Linked DNA regions of Mus musculus: all the other regions are linked to region 1. A link is a loop called in an ENCODE intact Hi-C map of the cell type or tissue named here. Cell type or tissue: left cerebral cortex. All regions are shown on one strand.

The links. Peaks named below come from ENCODE experiments on the same cell type or tissue, not always from the same donor. Only the 100,000 strongest peaks of a DNase experiment are listed, where the experiment ranks them.
Region 2: a loop joins it to region 1, with 2.5 times the contacts of the local background. A loop is called at or near these places in 4 of 42 quality-filtered maps.
Region 3: a loop joins it to region 1, with 5 times the contacts of the local background. A loop is called at or near these places in 17 of 42 quality-filtered maps.
Region 4: a loop joins it to region 1, with 4 times the contacts of the local background. A loop is called at or near these places in 17 of 42 quality-filtered maps.

The regions. Positions count from the first base shown.
Region 1 is chr2:168,740,788-168,744,787 of GRCm38, reverse strand. It overlaps Atp9a (ATPase, class II, type 9A), which reads left to right and starts at 2,988. Exons shown (of 28, transcript NM_015731.3): 1 at 2,988-3,106. The coding sequence starts at 3,039. In left cerebral cortex, CTCF peaks have their summits at 173 (motif pointing right), 1,887 (motif pointing right) and 3,329; DNase peaks (open chromatin) are centred at 1,920, 2,522, 3,366 and 3,914; H3K4me3 peaks cover 1,813 bases; H3K27ac peaks cover 1,357 bases.
Region 2 is chr2:168,868,821-168,872,820 of GRCm38, reverse strand. No RefSeq gene overlaps it. Among named protein-coding and RNA genes, the nearest start is that of Gm25214, 11 kb to the left of the region's middle. In left cerebral cortex, a CTCF peak has its summit at 2,133 (motif pointing right); a DNase peak (open chromatin) is centred at 2,074.
Region 3 is chr2:168,684,118-168,688,117 of GRCm38, reverse strand. It overlaps Atp9a (ATPase, class II, type 9A), which reads left to right. Exons shown (of 28, transcript NM_015731.3): 7 at 683-777. Among named protein-coding and RNA genes, the nearest start is that of Mir7004, 45 kb to the right of the region's middle. In left cerebral cortex, CTCF peaks have their summits at 1,740 and 2,410 (motif pointing right); DNase peaks (open chromatin) are centred at 2,920, 3,261 and 3,448; H3K27ac peaks cover 1,221 bases.
Region 4 is chr2:168,689,618-168,693,617 of GRCm38, reverse strand. It overlaps Atp9a (ATPase, class II, type 9A), which reads left to right. Exons shown (of 28, transcript NM_015731.3): 5 at 2,594-2,652. Among named protein-coding and RNA genes, the nearest start is that of Atp9a, 50 kb to the left of the region's middle. RefSeq lists an enhancer at 1-499. In left cerebral cortex, a CTCF peak has its summit at 1,711 (motif pointing left); a DNase peak (open chromatin) is centred at 1,713; H3K27ac peaks cover 30 bases.

The DNA.
Region 1 (4,000 bases):
CGGCTTTTATAGCTTTTTTTTTTTTTGGCTTTTCCTCAGGACGATATTTTATTTTATTTTTCCATTTTTTATTCTTTTATAGCTTTTTTAAAAAAAATAATGTTCTTTCTCATTTAATTAATTAATTTTTTAATTTTTAAATTTATTATATGTAAGTACACTGTAGCTGTCTTCAGACACCCCAGAAGAGGGCGCCAGATCTCATTACGGATGGTTGTGAGCCACCATGTGGTTGCCGGGATTTGAACTCAGGACCTTCGGTCAGTGCTCTTAACCGCTGAGCCATCTCCTCAGCCCCTCAAAGATCTTTCTAGACACCCAGGAGTCAGAGACACCCAGCCCATTGAACGGATGGGGCTGGTTTCCTTTATTTTTTTGAGACAGGTTCTCGCCATGTAGCTCAGAATAGCCTGGAACTCCCCTTGTAGCCCAGGAGAGCCTCTAACTCATTGGATACCGAGGCTTTAAGTGTCTCTCTCTTCCAGAGAGTGGCTTATGAGAGTGAAACCTTTTAAAAAGAACTTTGTTTGTTTTAGGTGGGACTTGTACTTAATTCCAGCACTCAGGAGGCTGAGGCAGAAAAATTGGCTAGCCTGGGCTACCTATGGAGACTATGTCACACACAGGCACATTCTGCTGCCCTGGAGCCTTGCCCATACAGTGCGTCTGGCATGCATGCTAGCCCTGCTATTGCTCATGGCTGACTAATGTTCCTTCCAACGCTGCCTATCTGAGCTCTGTCACAGACAAGGAACTGGAGCCCTGCAGAGCATGGGGTCTGCCGGGAGGAGTTTCACAGCTGGAAGGTGCTGGAAGCCTCCAGGGTCCTGGCTGATCAGTTGCTCTTGCTACATTTTGGGTCCAGAGAGGGTATTAGCCATAGGAGCCAAGGGAGTGCCTGAATGTATGTGGGGCAGCATTTGCTTGGTGCTCCAAAGGGTTCCGGTAGCTGTGGCTCTGCTGTGACCTGACCCATATCCCGATGGATGACTGAGTGTGGAGCCCAGCCCTGCTCCCTGATGATGCCGTGGTTCTGTGCTGGCGGCTCGGAGTTCCTGTGCCTTGCTGGTGAAATGGGTTTAGTTATTTGGATTTAGTGGGGAGGGCTATTGGGACTTGCTGAAAGCTTTAGGATCTAGCTAAACTCAACTACAAGTCTATCTTTGGCTGGCTGGGAATGGTAGTACACACCTTTAATCCCAGCGCTAGTGTGGCAGAGGCAGGTGGATTTCTTTGAAGCCAGCCTGGTCTAGAGTTCCAGGTCAGGGCTATGTAGTGAGATCCTGTGTGAGGAGCTGGGGACAGATGTGGGTCCGGAGGTAGGATTTGCTCTCTTACTCTAATGGGTCTACCTATATGCACATACTGAGCTCTGTGTGCCATGGCACATATGGTGTGGTTGTGGTGGTGGTGGTGGTGGTGTGTGTGTGTGTGTGTGTGTGTGTGTGTGCGCGCGCGCGCGCGCGAGTGTACGTGTGTCTTGATGCTGCGGACAAAACCTAGGACCTGGCCCTGTTGCACCATTTTAGAAATGAAGAGGAAGAAGTAAGCCAGCCAGCTCAGCTGGTAGAAGAATAGTGTTTTCCCTCAAAAATACTTCTGATGCCTCCTTCCTTGGGGAATGTCTTTGGAATCTCAGTCACTTTTGTTATTTGTTTGGTATCCTTTCTCGATAGAGAAAATACTATAAAAGATAGGGACCCTGGCAGAAAACATCAGCAGAAACTGCCCCTCATAGTTCAGCATCGTTTATGGTAGTTACACGGTGTTACATCTTGAGGGACTTGACATACATACTCATTTTAAAAAAGATTTGTGTATTTTACTTTTTTTTTTTTTTTTTGCATATGTTTGAATCATATGCATGCAATACCAACGATGGCCACAAGAGGGCATCATTTCCCCTGGAGCTGGACTACCGACATTGATCAGCTAGCACAAGGGTGCTGGAAATCGAACCCAGGTCCTCTACAAGTGCAGCTGGTGAACATAACCAATGAACCATCTCTCTAGCCCTCTATATGCTGGTCGATTGATTATTTATTTAGAGACATCGTTTCTCTGTATATCCCTGGCTCATCAAGGCTCTGTAGACCAGGTTGGCCTTGAACTCAGCCTGCCTCTACCTCCCAAGTGCTGAGATCAAAGGCATACACCACCAAACTCAGCTCCTATGTGCTGGTTTTAAGGTTTGTTTTCATTATTCTTTTAAGTAGCATATGCCTGCGTGGGTGTATGCCACGTCAGCGCAGGTGCCCTCTCCGACCCCTTGGGGCTGAAGCTGCAGGTGTGTCAAGCAATGGTGGCTGCTTTTTAAATGCTGAGCTGTTCTCTGGCGCCCAGAGTGTTTTCATTTTCACAATATCCTTTTTGAGATAGAGAGAGACAGACTGACTGATACAGCCTTTGCATGCGATCACTGTGTCTGGGTGAAGGCTGCTGTGACTCTGTTATTATGATTTAGGAATGCAGCTGGAGAGAGGGGTGGGATTGATGCCACAGGGTGTGTGGGGGTCCGAAAACCTGCCCACCTTCTCCCCCCAACCCCGGCCCGAAACTCGGGGGACCCCAGCGCGAGGCGCAGGTTGCAGCAGAGGAGGCAGGCTGTGCGCGCGAGTGGCCGCGGCGTGGAGGTGGGGTGAGCAGGGCGGGGTGAGTGCGCGCCGCTCGGAGCGAGCAGGAGAGAATGCCCGGGGTGGGGTGAGTGCGGCGGGACGCGCGCTCGCGCTCGCGCGCACGGACACGGCGGGGGGCGCGTGGCCGGGGGGAGGCGCGCGTGGGGGGCGCGCGGCGCGGGCGGGGACACTGCGGCGGCCCCGGGCGGCGGGCGGGCGCGCGCGTGGGCGCAGCGCGGAGCGGGGCCCATGGTGCGGCCGTGTCCGTCGGTCGGGCCGCGCGGGCGGCTCCGCGCGTGGCCCGGCGCTCGCGACCTCGCCCCTGCGCTGCGGGCCCGGCCCGCCCGCTGCCGGCGCCTTCTCCCCCTGCCCCGGGGCGGCGCGGAGGCCGCGGGGAGCGCAGGGGGCGCGGCGGGCGGCGACATGACGGACAGCATCCCGCTGCAGCCCGTGCGCCACAAGAAGCGGGTGGACAGTAGGCCGCGCGCGGGGTGAGTGGCCGGGCCGTGGGCAGGGAGGAGGGGACACCTGCCGCGGCCCCCGGGAGTCCGTCCTGGCAGGCGGGGGACCCCGCCAGGGGCTGGGGGCGGGGGCAGGCTCGATCCCCTGGGGACAGAGGTCGAGCTGGAGAGAATGCAGAGTCCCAGGCCGCGCCTCCAGCCGCCAATCGGAGCCCCTGGGGGTGGGACCTGGGAGGTGCGTTTCTAGGGCCGCGCAGGTAAGGCGCTGCGGCTGGGCGGGGCCTGCGGCGCCGTCTCTCCGGTTCCCTGTAGCTCGGCCGTGGGACGCCGGAGCTGGGTGGGGCTGCTGAGCAGGTATCAGTGTAGGAAGGAGAGATGCCAGCTGCCATCTTGTGGGCTCTTTGTGCCTGGCTTCCCCGAGGCCTCAGTTCGGAGGCTCTACTCAATTCTACCGAGTGGGAAACGGAAACGGAAAGCCTGGGGGTGGGGGCGGGGGCGGGAAGGTACTGGAACACGGTTCCCACATTTCCTGCTCCACACTTCCTGCGGGTGGTGTTTGTTGGCTTTTTAAATTGTTTTGGGGTTTGATGGTGCTAGGGACCAAACCCGGTCCTCCAGCCTGTTAACCATTCTACCACTGAGCTACACGCCCCCCCCCCATCCCCCAGAATATAAGTTTTTATGAAGACACTTCGTCAGAGCTCTGTGTGGAACCCTACCCCAACCCCTGCAATAAACACTTTAATTAGTAAGATAAGTAGACTGTAATGTGCCGCGGTTGATTCGTGTCTCCTTGTTAAATGCAGGGACTGTGCCAGGTGATTCTTAGGAAAAACCTGACTTAAACAAGGTCTGCCTAATAGGTGTGCAGGTGTAGGAGTTTACCTGGGGAACTTGAAGCCCACCCCTGACCTCATTTTAGAC
Region 2 (4,000 bases), 130 kb before region 1:
ACGGGTGGTTGTGAGCCACCATGTGGTTGCTGGGATTTACACTCAGAAACTTCGGAAGAGCAGTCAGTGAGTGCTCTTACCCGCCCTTACCATCTCGCCAGCCCCCAAGACCCTATAAAAAATCGAGTGGCTCCCTCCAGAGTTCTGGCTCAAGCAAAAAAAAAAAAAAAAAAAAGACGCTAAATCATCTTAAATCCCCATCTGCCTGAGACCCCCTCTGAGAAACACAACCATAAATATGCGTGGCTCTGTTGCCATTCACGCCGGAAACAACCGCGATGTTGCCTGTTTTACTACCTATGGACCAGAAAGACAGCAGCGGGGATTTTTGGAACACTCCAGGCAAAGCTATGAGCTTCCTTCTCTCCCAAGGGAGAGGGTGCTCTCTCGATCAGGGACAAGTGCCCTGGGATAGGGCCCGAGGCATGGCCAAAAAGCCTGGCAGTGGCCGGGAAAGCCAAAGATGGGAAGAAAGCATCGGTGACACAGCCCTGCCTCCCTCTCCTCCCCCGCTCAGGTTAGAAATATCAACAACATTCCTGCCCACTGTAATCAAATACTTACGCAAAAAGCTATGGAATGCGCAATAATTTGTCAGGCATCCTTTTAGCCCAGTCCACTGGAGCAAACTCTGCCCGGGCCCCTTGACCCTCAGAGGGTGCCCTTTGACCTTACTTGGACCTCTTTTATGCGCAGCTTCACTCTGACCAGATGGCTAAACTATCAAAGGATTTTATGAGTCAAAACTACTGCTTTCTCAATTCACAAGTTGCGTATTTCTATCCGTGTTTGTGTGACCGGTCTACGTGAAGCTTTAAATTGAAAACACAAGAGGGGGCCCCCGCAGCTGGGGCCCGCCTCCCCGTATTGTGTGTGAGCACGGGGGTTAGGGCTGTTTGCAGAGAAAACAGCTGACACACAGATGCAGACAATTTCAGCTAAATATTTAAAATAGCCATCAAGAAAAGGATGGCTGATTATTTTTCTCCCTCCTCTGGTTCCACCCATGATCTTTTGTGGCGCTCGAGGCAAGCACCGTTCTTACGCAAATCAAAACCTCATCCTTTCCTCCTTCTAGCGGAGGCCGGTGGGCAAAATGTAAAAATAATAAGAAAAGGGGCTGAGATATAACTCTGTAAATAAAAGAGCCTGATGCCAAACTTGATGATCCAAGTTCGAATCCCAGGACCCACAAGGTGGAAAAGAGACCTAACTCCTGAAAGTTGTCCTCTGGTGCACGTGCGCGCGCGCACACACACACACAGACACACACACTAAATTTTGATATAAAAATATTTCACAGCTGGAGAGCTGGCTCATTGGGCTACTCGCTGCTTTTGTGGGGGACCCCGGTTTTGAGTCGCAGTCCCCACATGATGGCTCGGAAGCACTTGTGACTCTAGTTCTAGGGGATCTGCTGTGCTCTTCTGGCCTCTGTGAGCACCAGGCCTGCATGAGAGGAATAGACACACACACACACACACACACACGTTTGTATGTATGTATGTATATATGTATGCATATATATAATGCAGTATTTACTTAAAACCTTGTCTGGTAAAAAGAAAAGGGTTCCAGCTTTGTTCAGCATCTGAAGGTGTGTGTGTTTGCACATGCACGTGAGTGCACACCCACATTTATATGTATCTATTATATACATATACATGTGTACACACACACCTACATATATAATGCAGTATTTATTTAAAGCCTTTTCTGGTAAAAAGGAAAGGTTTCCGTTCAGCATCGGAGGCTGTGAGTGCAAACGGCACAGAGGAGGGTCAGGGGACAGTATGTGCATGCATAGGCCAGAGGACAATGCGAGGTGTCATCTTCCCTCAGCCGCTTCTCCGTGATATTATTACAGGCTCTCACTATGTAATTAATCCTGGAGACCAGGCTGGCCTCAGGCTCACAGAGACCTGCCTCCCTCAGCCTCCCGAGTGCTGGGATCACAGGTGTACACCGCCATGTCTGGCCATCCACCTTGTGGTTTTGAGATGTGGTCTTCTACTAAGCCTAGAGCTCATCAACGGTGGTGTCCAGTTTTCTATCAACCTGACCCAAGCTGGAGCTATTTGGGAAAAGGGAAACTCAACTGAGAAAAATGCCCCTACCAGATTGGCCTGTAGGGGGAGCCCCTGGTGCATTTACTTGATACAGGATTGTTTGGGAGAGCACAGCCCACTTGGTGGGGGAGCCATCCCTGGGCAGGTGGTCCTGAATGAGCAAGCCAATAAGCAGTAAGTATCCTCTGCATCAGCACCTGCCTCCTGGTTTCTGCCCCAGCCCCGCCTCTCCATCTCTATTCCTCAGTTGCAAACGTCTTGGCTTCACTGTAAACTCGAGCAACTATGGAAGCAGGGAATAGAGGTGGCTTCTTTCTAACACTTCTAATTCACCCAGGGTTTGTCCAGCCTTTGATTTCAGAGTTGACTCGGGCTCTCATGTTTTCCTGACTGCATTAGAGAGGCCCCTTAGGGGTCAGAGGGGATCCCCAGGTCCCAGAGTCGGTTAGAAGTAGAGACCCACACATGTGATGGTGTAGAGAAAGATGGCCTTTACCGGCTCTCAGCTTGTGACCAGGGGACCAGATAGTGCTAACTTCAGGGACACCAGCCTCATGGAGTTGTAGTTTCAGAAGGATCTGAGCTGTAACCGGCATGAGACGTTTCTCAGTATGTTTCTGAGAGAGTTGTGTGTGTGAGGGGGAGGGAGGGAGGGAGGGATTTGTGTGTGGGTGTTGGGGGTGAGTGTGGAGATGTGTGAGTGGGTGTGAATATGGGGTGGGTGTTGGGATGTGGCTATTTTGTTTTATTTTTTCTCTTCCCTTTCTCCCTCTTGCTTCGGCCCTGCTCGCTTTGGCCCATAGGTTGTTTGTTTGTTTGTTTCTCATTACAGATGGTTGTGGTTGCTGGGATTTGAACTCATGACCTCCGGAAGAGCAGTCAGTGCTCTTAACCGCTGAGCCATCTCTCCAGCCCGCCAAACATATTTTTTAAAGAGGCTTCTTTATAAAGATTTATTACTTATTTTATTTTATACGCGAGTGTGTTTTGTCTGCACATGTGTCTGTCCACCCTATACATGCCTATGACACTAGATGAGAGCGCCAGATCCCCTGCAGTTAGATCCGTCAGGAGCCGCCATGTTGTAGATGCTGGGACTCTAACTCCAGTGCTCTGGAAAAGCAGTTCATGTTCTAAACTGTGCTGGAACCGTCCTCAGCCCTCAGATCCCATCTTTAAAAACAAGAGACAACAGTGCTGGAGAAATGGCTCAGCAGTTAAGAGTAGTTGTTCTCCCAAAGGACCGGGGTTCAAGCTCAGCACTTAAATGGCAGCTCACAAACTATGTAACTCCAGTTCCAGGGACTCCAACACTCTCATGTGCAGGTAAAAACCCACCAATTGGAAGCAGAGCTGGGAAAGTGACTCAGTCAGAAAAGAGCTTGCTCTGCAGGGGATGGAGTGTACTGGACACACATACAGGACGTGCTTGAATGAACATGTCAAGAGCTGGGCCATGGCACAGTCTTTAATCCCAGCACTTGGGGGGCAGAGGTAGGCAGATTTCTGAGTTCAAGGCCAGCCTGGTCTACAGAGTGAGTTCCAGGACAGCCAGGGCTGCATGGAGAAAGCCACTTGCAATTGTGATCTTGCCTTCGCTTCTCAATGCATTGCGTGTTTTCCGGAGCTGGAGAGACAGCTCAGCAGTTAAGAGCACTGGCCTCTCTGGCAGAGGATCCAGGCTTGGCTCCCAGAACCCAGGTGTAGGCTTACAACCATCTGTAACTCCAGGAGATCTGATGCCATCTTCTGACTTCCAATGGCACCAGGCTCCAATGCGGTGCCCAGACACACATGCACGCGAACATGAATACTTGTGAAATAAAATGAACACTTAAAAAAATAAAATCTGTTTTCTTTTTATATGTATTTAATGTATATATAGTGAGTGTGCCCAGATGGACCCCAGCCAGCCATGACATGGAAGTGGA
Region 3 (4,000 bases), 57 kb after region 1:
AGCCCTCAGGAAGAGCAGGCGGGAGGGTCAGAAGTTCAAGGCCACTCTGGGATATTAGAGACTGTCTAAATCAGTCATCAGCCAATCACGTTGGATTTTGAAGCATTGTGGGTTTGGGAGTTCTGTGTTATTGGGGTCACTCTGCAGCAAGAGCAGGCCCTGGCATGTCCTGAGTCTATAGCTCAGCTTTTTAGCCCCTGTAAGAGTCCTGGAGGTTCTTACAGGTTCCAGTCCTCCACCCCGACCCCGGGGCTCTGAGATACAAAGCCAGTCAGACAAACGTTGCATTGAAATCCAAATGGTTCTGAGAAGGGGCCTGGAAGCTCCTGTACCCCTGCCTGGAAATGGTCACAGAGTGACCGTCCTGTGTTGGCCACTGTCCCATCACCCCGCTGGACAGTTACAACAGGCTGCACGTCTCCTTTTTTGTAACGTAGAAAGGCTGATGATGGCTCAGCAAAGTCAAGGGCCTAACCCTATCCTACAGTGAGTGAGTGGTTGGAAGGATTTGAACAGACCTCGTGGAAGGGGTGGGAAGTAGAGATTTATTTTCTCTGTGAGCCGCTAGCCATTGGTGGGCCGTCTCTTCAAGGACAACAGCGGGCACTGCCCAGAGCCACTGAGGGAAGCCAAGCTTCATGCTTGAGCTGCAGACATCAGACAGTGCCCAATCTCTCCGCAGGCTCTTGCTTCTTGCGCACGGATCAGCTGGATGGAGAGACAGACTGGAAGCTTCGGCTCCCGGTGGCCTGCACACAGAGGCTTCCCACGGCTGCTGTGAGTCTCTTTTCTCAAAGAACCGTATGCTGGCCACTAGACCACAGCCTGGTTCTCACACCCAGATGTACTCGGGGGTAGTAGGGGCGGGGGGAGCATGCGAAGTGGGGCTGGTGGGGAACTGGAGACCCTGGAGCCCGTGTTGATTGCACTTACCTGGCAGTACCTAAAGCAGCCCCAGCCCACATGAGGGGCAACGCTTCTGAGAGTGACCTTGCCTGTTTGCTGGGTAGTAAGGAAAGGTCTTTCCTTTTGCTGAGTGTCTGTATCAGTGGTTCTCAGCCTTCCTAATGTTTCGACCTTTAACACAGTTCCTCATGTTGTGGTGACACCCCCCCCCCAAGCCATAAGATTATTTCGTTGCTATTTCATAACTGTAATTTTGCTGCTGTTATGAGTCATAATTTAAATATCTGAGATTCAGGATATCTGATACACAACCCCCAAAAGGGTCATGAGCCACAGGTTGAGAACTGCTTATCTTGAGGCTGCTCAACATGCAGAGTGCGTCCTGCAGGGGTAGTGGTTTGAGTAAGAATGGCCCCTAATAAGCTCCTGTGTTTGATTGGTTAGTCGCAGGGATGGGGGTGTCACTACTTGAGAAGGATTAGGAGGAGGTGTGGCCTTGTTGGAGTGGCACGGCCTTGTTGGAGAAGCCCAGTCTCTCTCCCAGCCTTTGTGGACTGGGGTGTAACTCTCAGCTGCCTCTCCGTCACTGTCACCGTCACACGTCACACGCGTGTGCCACCGTGTCCTTAGCATGATGATAATAGACGCGCCTTGATAATAATAGACTCGCCTTTTGAAACTGTAAATGCTTTCATTTTATAAGCGCTGCCTTGGTCATGGTGTCTCTTCACAGCAACAGGACACTGGCCAAGACAGCAGCAGGCCTTGCCCTTGCCCTCAGCCCCACGCCCTGTCTCTACTCTGACCTCAGCGGCAGCCCTCCTGACCGCTGGCCCCCTTGTGGCTGCCTCGGATGGGCGGCAGGTCCATCACACAGGCCCTGTGCGCAAGTGTCTCTCTAGTCTGTGGGTGCCTGTATTGATTTTGGTTTTACCTAGTATTTCCCCCCTCCCCTCTTTTTCTTTTGTTTGCTCTGGGGATTGAACGCAGAACCTTGCACATACATACATGTGCCAGGTGATTTTGTTACCACAGAGCCACATGTCACATTTCCTGATCGCCCTTGCCTGCCATTCCCTCCTGACCCACTTCCAGGCAGGATTCTGCCAGCAGCCACCGACCAGTCTGTGCCCTGCTGTGCCCTAGGACATAGAACTAGGTGGCCACGGAGCGCAGCCCCCGTGTAGAGGTTTGGCATAGCAGACGATTAAAACTTTTTTTTTTTAAATTAGGTATTTTCCTCGTTTACATTTCCAGTGCTATCCCAAAAGTCCCCCATACCCACCCCCCAATACGCTACCCACCCACTCCCCCTTTTTGGCCCTGGCGTTCCCCTGTACTGGGGCATATAAAGTTTGCAAGTCCAAAGGGGCTCTCTTTCCAGTGATGGCTGACTAGGCCAGATTAAAAATAGTAAATTATTACTATTTTTTTTTAAGATTTATTTATTTATTATATGTAAGTACACTGTAGCTGTTTTCAGACACACCAGAAGAGGGCGTCAGATCTCGTTACAGATGGTTGTGAGCCGCCATGTGGTTGCTGGGATTTGAACTCCGGACCTTTGGAAGAGCAGTCGGGTGCTCTTTCCCACTGAGCCATCTCACCAGCCCCAATTTATTACTATTTTAAAAAAAGAATATGAGTACATTGTTGCTGTCTTCAGACACACACCAGAAAAGGGCATTGAATTTCATTACAAATGGTTGTGAGCCACCATGTGGTTGTTAGGATTTGAACTCAGGACCTCTGGAAGAGCAGGCAGTGCTCTTAACCACAGAGCCATCTCACCAGCTCCTACTTGGTTCATTTTAAATGAGAAACTCCAGAATGAGTTTCTAGTGCTCTAAGAGCCCGGGGAGCCTCCCTGCCTACGAGAGGGAGGGTTGATCTAGGGATGGGACTCTGTTCTTATCTTATGGGCCCACAGAAAGGAACCCGATCCTCAGAGTGGTGGGAGGTTTTGGTGCCAGAGTCGGAAGCAAAAATGGCAGAGTGTTCTGCAGCCTCAAATTGGAAGCGCCTCCTGGTTTAATAGATGCTTACTTTGTCCTTTGTCTGTCCCAGGCCTGCACTGGGGACATTAAAAATAGATAAGATACTGTTGGCTCTGGTGTCAGGAGACACTAATTGCCTTTTTGGGCCTGGGGAATTGAGAGGAGCAGTGGTCTAGTGTTTTGTTTTGTTTTTGCTCTTTTAAGAGTGAGGGAATTGGGTTCAAGATCTAGCAGGGCAGCTCTCCCTGTACTCCTTAGTCTATTCCTGATTTAAAAACAGTGGAACTGTGTGGGTGGAAAGCTGTGGGGGACAGAGAGCAGCCCTGTTCCCTAGCCTCTCCCAGAGATGCCCGTCTTCTCTCCAGAGGGGATGCCGTGAGAGTGGCGCTGAGCTTTCCAGATCTTTCTCAGTGCTCTGGGATGTGTGCCTTAGGACCCATGGGTGATGGTTTATGGAGGTAGGACATTCCTTCCCTGCTGCTCTGACTTTCCCCAGCTCAGGTACAAGGAAATCTCCAGGCGTCCTCTTATCAGTGCTGGGATCCGCAGTGCCCCCTGGGTGGCGCAGCCTGCTTGAGGGACTGAGGGGCAGCCAACGCCTTCACTAGCTACCAGACCCTTCCAGTTACTGTTTTCTGCCCCCACACAGGCTATGCTGTCTCTCTGTGTCCTTGCCAGCACTTGGTATTTTCTGTCTGCCTGGTTTTTTTTTGTTTGTTTGTTTGTTTGGTTTTTTAAATGAGTACACTGTAGCTGTACAGATGGTTGTGAGCCTTCATGTGGTTGCTGGGAATTGAATTTAGGACCTCTGCTCGCTCTGGTAAACCCCTCTGCTATGGTCAACTCTGCTCGCTAAGTCCCTGCTCGCTCCGGCCCAAGGATTATTTATTATTATAAATGATCTCATTACCAATGGTTGTGAGCTGCCATGTGGTTGCTGGGATTTGAACTCATGACCTTTGGAAGAGCAGTTTGAGCTCTTAACTGCTAAGCCATCTCTCCAGCCCAGTCTGTCTGGTTTTGATCGCCATCATAACAGATGTGAGGCTCCCAAGTCCTTCTCAGGGCCTCACACGCAGGAGCTGTTTACTGTCCTC
Region 4 (4,000 bases), 51 kb after region 1:
GCAGACCCCTTTACTCACTGAGCCACCTTGCTGGCCCTCCAGTAAGGATTTTCAGCTCTCGCCTTGGCTGCACCGGTGCTTCCTGCTCCCGTTTCTGTGCCCCGTCCCCACCCTCCCCCTTCTCTGTTCCTCCTCCTGCTCTTTCCACTTCTCTTCCTCCTTTCTGGAAGACAGAGGTTAATTCTCGCTTAGGAGTTGTGGGTTCTAAATTGCCTTTCACTTTGGGAGTTGGTACCAGCCACTGAAGACTGCGTCTCTGTCCTCCAGCGCCTCAGGAAATAGGGCTGGTGAGGCACCTCAGTGGATACAGGCTCTTGTCGCCAAACTCGACAGGTTAAGTCCTCTCCACAGGACTCAGAGTGGAAGGAGGAAACTAACTCCTGAAAGTTGTCATCAGCCTCCACAGACGTGTGCACACCCCCCCCCCATCCCATCGTCACCACCACCACCATGTATGGGGTGGGCCATACACACTTAATGCAAGGCACCATCACTACTGTAACAGGTGTGGGTCTAGGGCTCTCTTGATCTCTTTCTTTAGTTTTTATGTTTTTATTTACATGTATGGGTATTTTGCATGCATGTGTGTCTGTGCGCCATGTGTACACAGTGGCCGTGGATGCCAGAGAACAGTGTCAGATCCCCTCAAACTGGAGTTAACAGGTGGTTGTGAGCTACCATGTGAGTACTGGGAATAAACCCTTAGTCTTCTGGAAGAGCAGCCAGGTTTCTTGTTTTGTTTTGTTTTGTTTTGTTTTGTTTTTTGAGACAGGGTTTCTCTGTGTAGCCCTGGATATCCTGGAACTCACTTTGTAGACCAGGCTGGCCTCGAACTCAGAAATCCGCAGCAGCCAGGTTTCTTAACTGAGGAGCCATCTCTCCTATCTTGGTCTCTCTTGAAGCTGCTGACCTATGGCTCATCCTCCCTACCACCCCCGGTGACAGTCCCTGGTTAAGCAACACAAGTGTCCGGTCATGTAGGGGTCCTCTGGTCTGCTGGAGACCTTGCTGGCTGGGCCAGGTCTAGCAGGCTTGCTTGCAGTGGAGGATTAACATGCTGGGAGACCTAGTGACTGCAGACATGCTGGGTTAGAGGGTGTGCTGAGGTAGAGTGGCTGGCCTGAGGGAGTCTAACTGATCATAACTCAGGGCTGCACGTGGAAGGAAAAGACTGTGGGCCTAGCAGTTCAAGTTTTTGAGTTAGTTTATTTTATATATGTGTGTGTGTGTGTGTGTATGTATATATATATATATATATATATATATATTTTAATATATTTGTCTCTAGTTGGAAAAGCAACCTACCTCATGCTTATTGTAAAAAGAAAAAGTGAGAAGGATTTAGAGAGAAATCTCAGTGTTGATAGAATGAATCCCTGTCGAGCCCCTGAAAGCCTGTTCTCTGTCAAGTTCACAGACACACAGGCCCAGGGGTGGCGGCTTCAGCAGTAAGTTAGGCTTAACCATTGGCAAAGAGCTGAACCTGGGTGTGGTCGTTAACGTTAGGCCCTTGGCATACATTTGCTAATAAAACCAGAGACTGTAAGTGAAGTTTCGTAAAGTTGGGAGGACCTCCTGAGGAGGAGTTCACTGGAGCCGAGGGTGGGGCAGGGCTTCAGATATCTGTCTAACATCAAGGCTTTGGTGCTGGAACCAGCCCTGAGCCTGGAGTCCTCCAGAGCTCTAACCCTTCCTGCCTGGAGTTGTTGGTGCCCCCTGGTGGAGCAGGAAAGCAAGTCAGGCTAATTTCTCCATTTCAAATTCCACTGGGTACCAAGAAAATTACAGGAGTAATTTCTCCATCTCTGGAATTCTCTATTGCCTCTGCCCCCGCCTTCTCCTCGTGTGTGTGTGTGTGTGTGTGTGTGTGTGAGGGGGGGGGAGGTGTAGGTTTGCAGGTGCTGGAAGAGTCCAAAAGAGGACACCAGATGCCCCTGGAGCTGGAATGACCACCACTTAAGAGTGCTAGGGCATGCTGGGCGTGGTGGCGCTTGCCTTTAATCCCAGCACTCGGGAGGCTGAGGCAGGCGGATTTCTGACGTCGAGGCCAGCCTGGTCTACAAAGCGAGTTCCAGGACAGCCAGGGCTACACAGAGCAAAAAAAACCCAAAAGAGTGCTAGGGAGTGAACTTGACCTTTGAGGATCAGCACCTGTTCCCTCAAAGGTGGCAGATGTCTCTCTGGCTTTTCTCTTAGACTTTTCTGTAGGTTCTGGGGATGCAGTTCAGGTCCTCATGTCTGTGTGGCAAGGACTCTACCCACTGAGCTGTCTCCCCAGTCCTGTGCATTTTATTGTGATGATTAATTTAACTTATTGGTGAATGATAATTGAGCTCCATTACTGGTTGATTTAGAAATGCTAACTTACAGCAGGGGCAGCCCACTTCTCCTGAAGAGCCTTAGTTCTCCTGGTGCGCTGTTAAAGCGGAGACTGGGCTCCCAAGGCCACTGCAGCCCAGGGAGGCCACTGCAGCCCAGGGAGGCTTCCTCCTAGTGAGACAGAGGCGGGATGTGGGCGCTTGTGCGCCTTGCTGCCTGGAAGAATCTAAATGGTCCGAGACAGTGATGTGTTTGTTGGTCTGTTGCCTTTCAGGGACCGTGAAGGTGAAGAGTTCAAACATCCAGGTGGGAGACCTCATCCTTGTGGAAAAGGTGAGCTGAGTCTAGAAACTTCTCAGGGGCTGGGCGTCAGCGGGAGCACGGGGAGCTGGAGCACGGGGAGCTGGAGCACGGGGAGCGGGAGCATGGGAAGCTGGAGCACGGGGAGTGGTCCATGCTGGGTAGAGCCCTGCCTTGCTCTGTGCATCTGGTGGACCGGACTGCCGGGAAGAAACTCTTCAGGATGCTAGCAGACATCTCTGCCTTGGGAAGAAAAACTTCCATCCCATTGAGACAAACACAAAAAGATTCCCCTGAGGCACCCATAAGCTGGGGAGCCAGTAGCCCTGCTTATAATTATAAACGGAATCTACATTTGATTTTCTTCTTGGTGTGTTTCTTTGGAGAGGGTCACCCCTCTCCCCCACTTAATGATAATGTCTTTTCTACAAGACAGCTTGCTACATGGACACTTAAAAATATTTATTGAACTCACCTTTGTCAAACTATTGACCTGAGCGCCCTGACTCTCGGGGTCTGCCAGCCGTTTTATGGGGAGCAGGGGCGGACACTGTGGAGAGTTGTTAAATGTCTGGGTTAATGCTTGTCACTTGAACAGATACTGGCACACCTGTTTACTGTCTGTATTTGGAAGGTGAGAGGTTTGGGGGTGGTGTCTGGAAAGTCTGGGGATTATAATTGGTCAGAAAAAAGAACCTGTCTTACCGTGTTTCTGTGGGGATTGAATGGTGCTGGTTCTTGGCGATGGTGAAGTTAACTTGAGAGAACCTGGAGTCCTTGGGGGCAGAGCCCCTCTGGTCATATCCCTTCCCAGCACAGCCACACAGGCTACTGCTGCCCCCTCCCACCCCTGCCTGTATTCATTCCTATTTCTTTACTATTTGTTTCTGAAATGAGATCCGCCAGCCTCTGCAGGGATCAAAAGCCTATACATCACACCTGGCCTTAGTTACTGTTCACAACTTTCCTTCCTGGCATCCTGCCGCAAGCCAAACAAGAGGACAGGGCGATGGGTTAGTCCCTAAAGTGCTCACCACCAGAGAATGAACCAGGACTCAAGTTTGTGTGAAAAGAGCTGGGTGTGGTGGCACCTGTGATCCCAGCACGGGGCAGGGGGCAGGCAGAAGCAGGTAGATCCCCGATTGGGGGGGGGGGGGGGCTCCATGACAGGTTTTAGGCCAGTGACATCACATCTCCAAAAACCCAAAATAAAAGACAAACAACAATAGAAACCCAAGAATGTCTCTCCATGCAAGTATTTGCGTGCACATCCAAAGATGAATACATGTATATGTGTACTTGCATGTGCACGCGCACACACCCACACATATCCCCCCCCCCCCATACACACACGAGGAGAAGGCGGGGGCAGAGGCAGTAG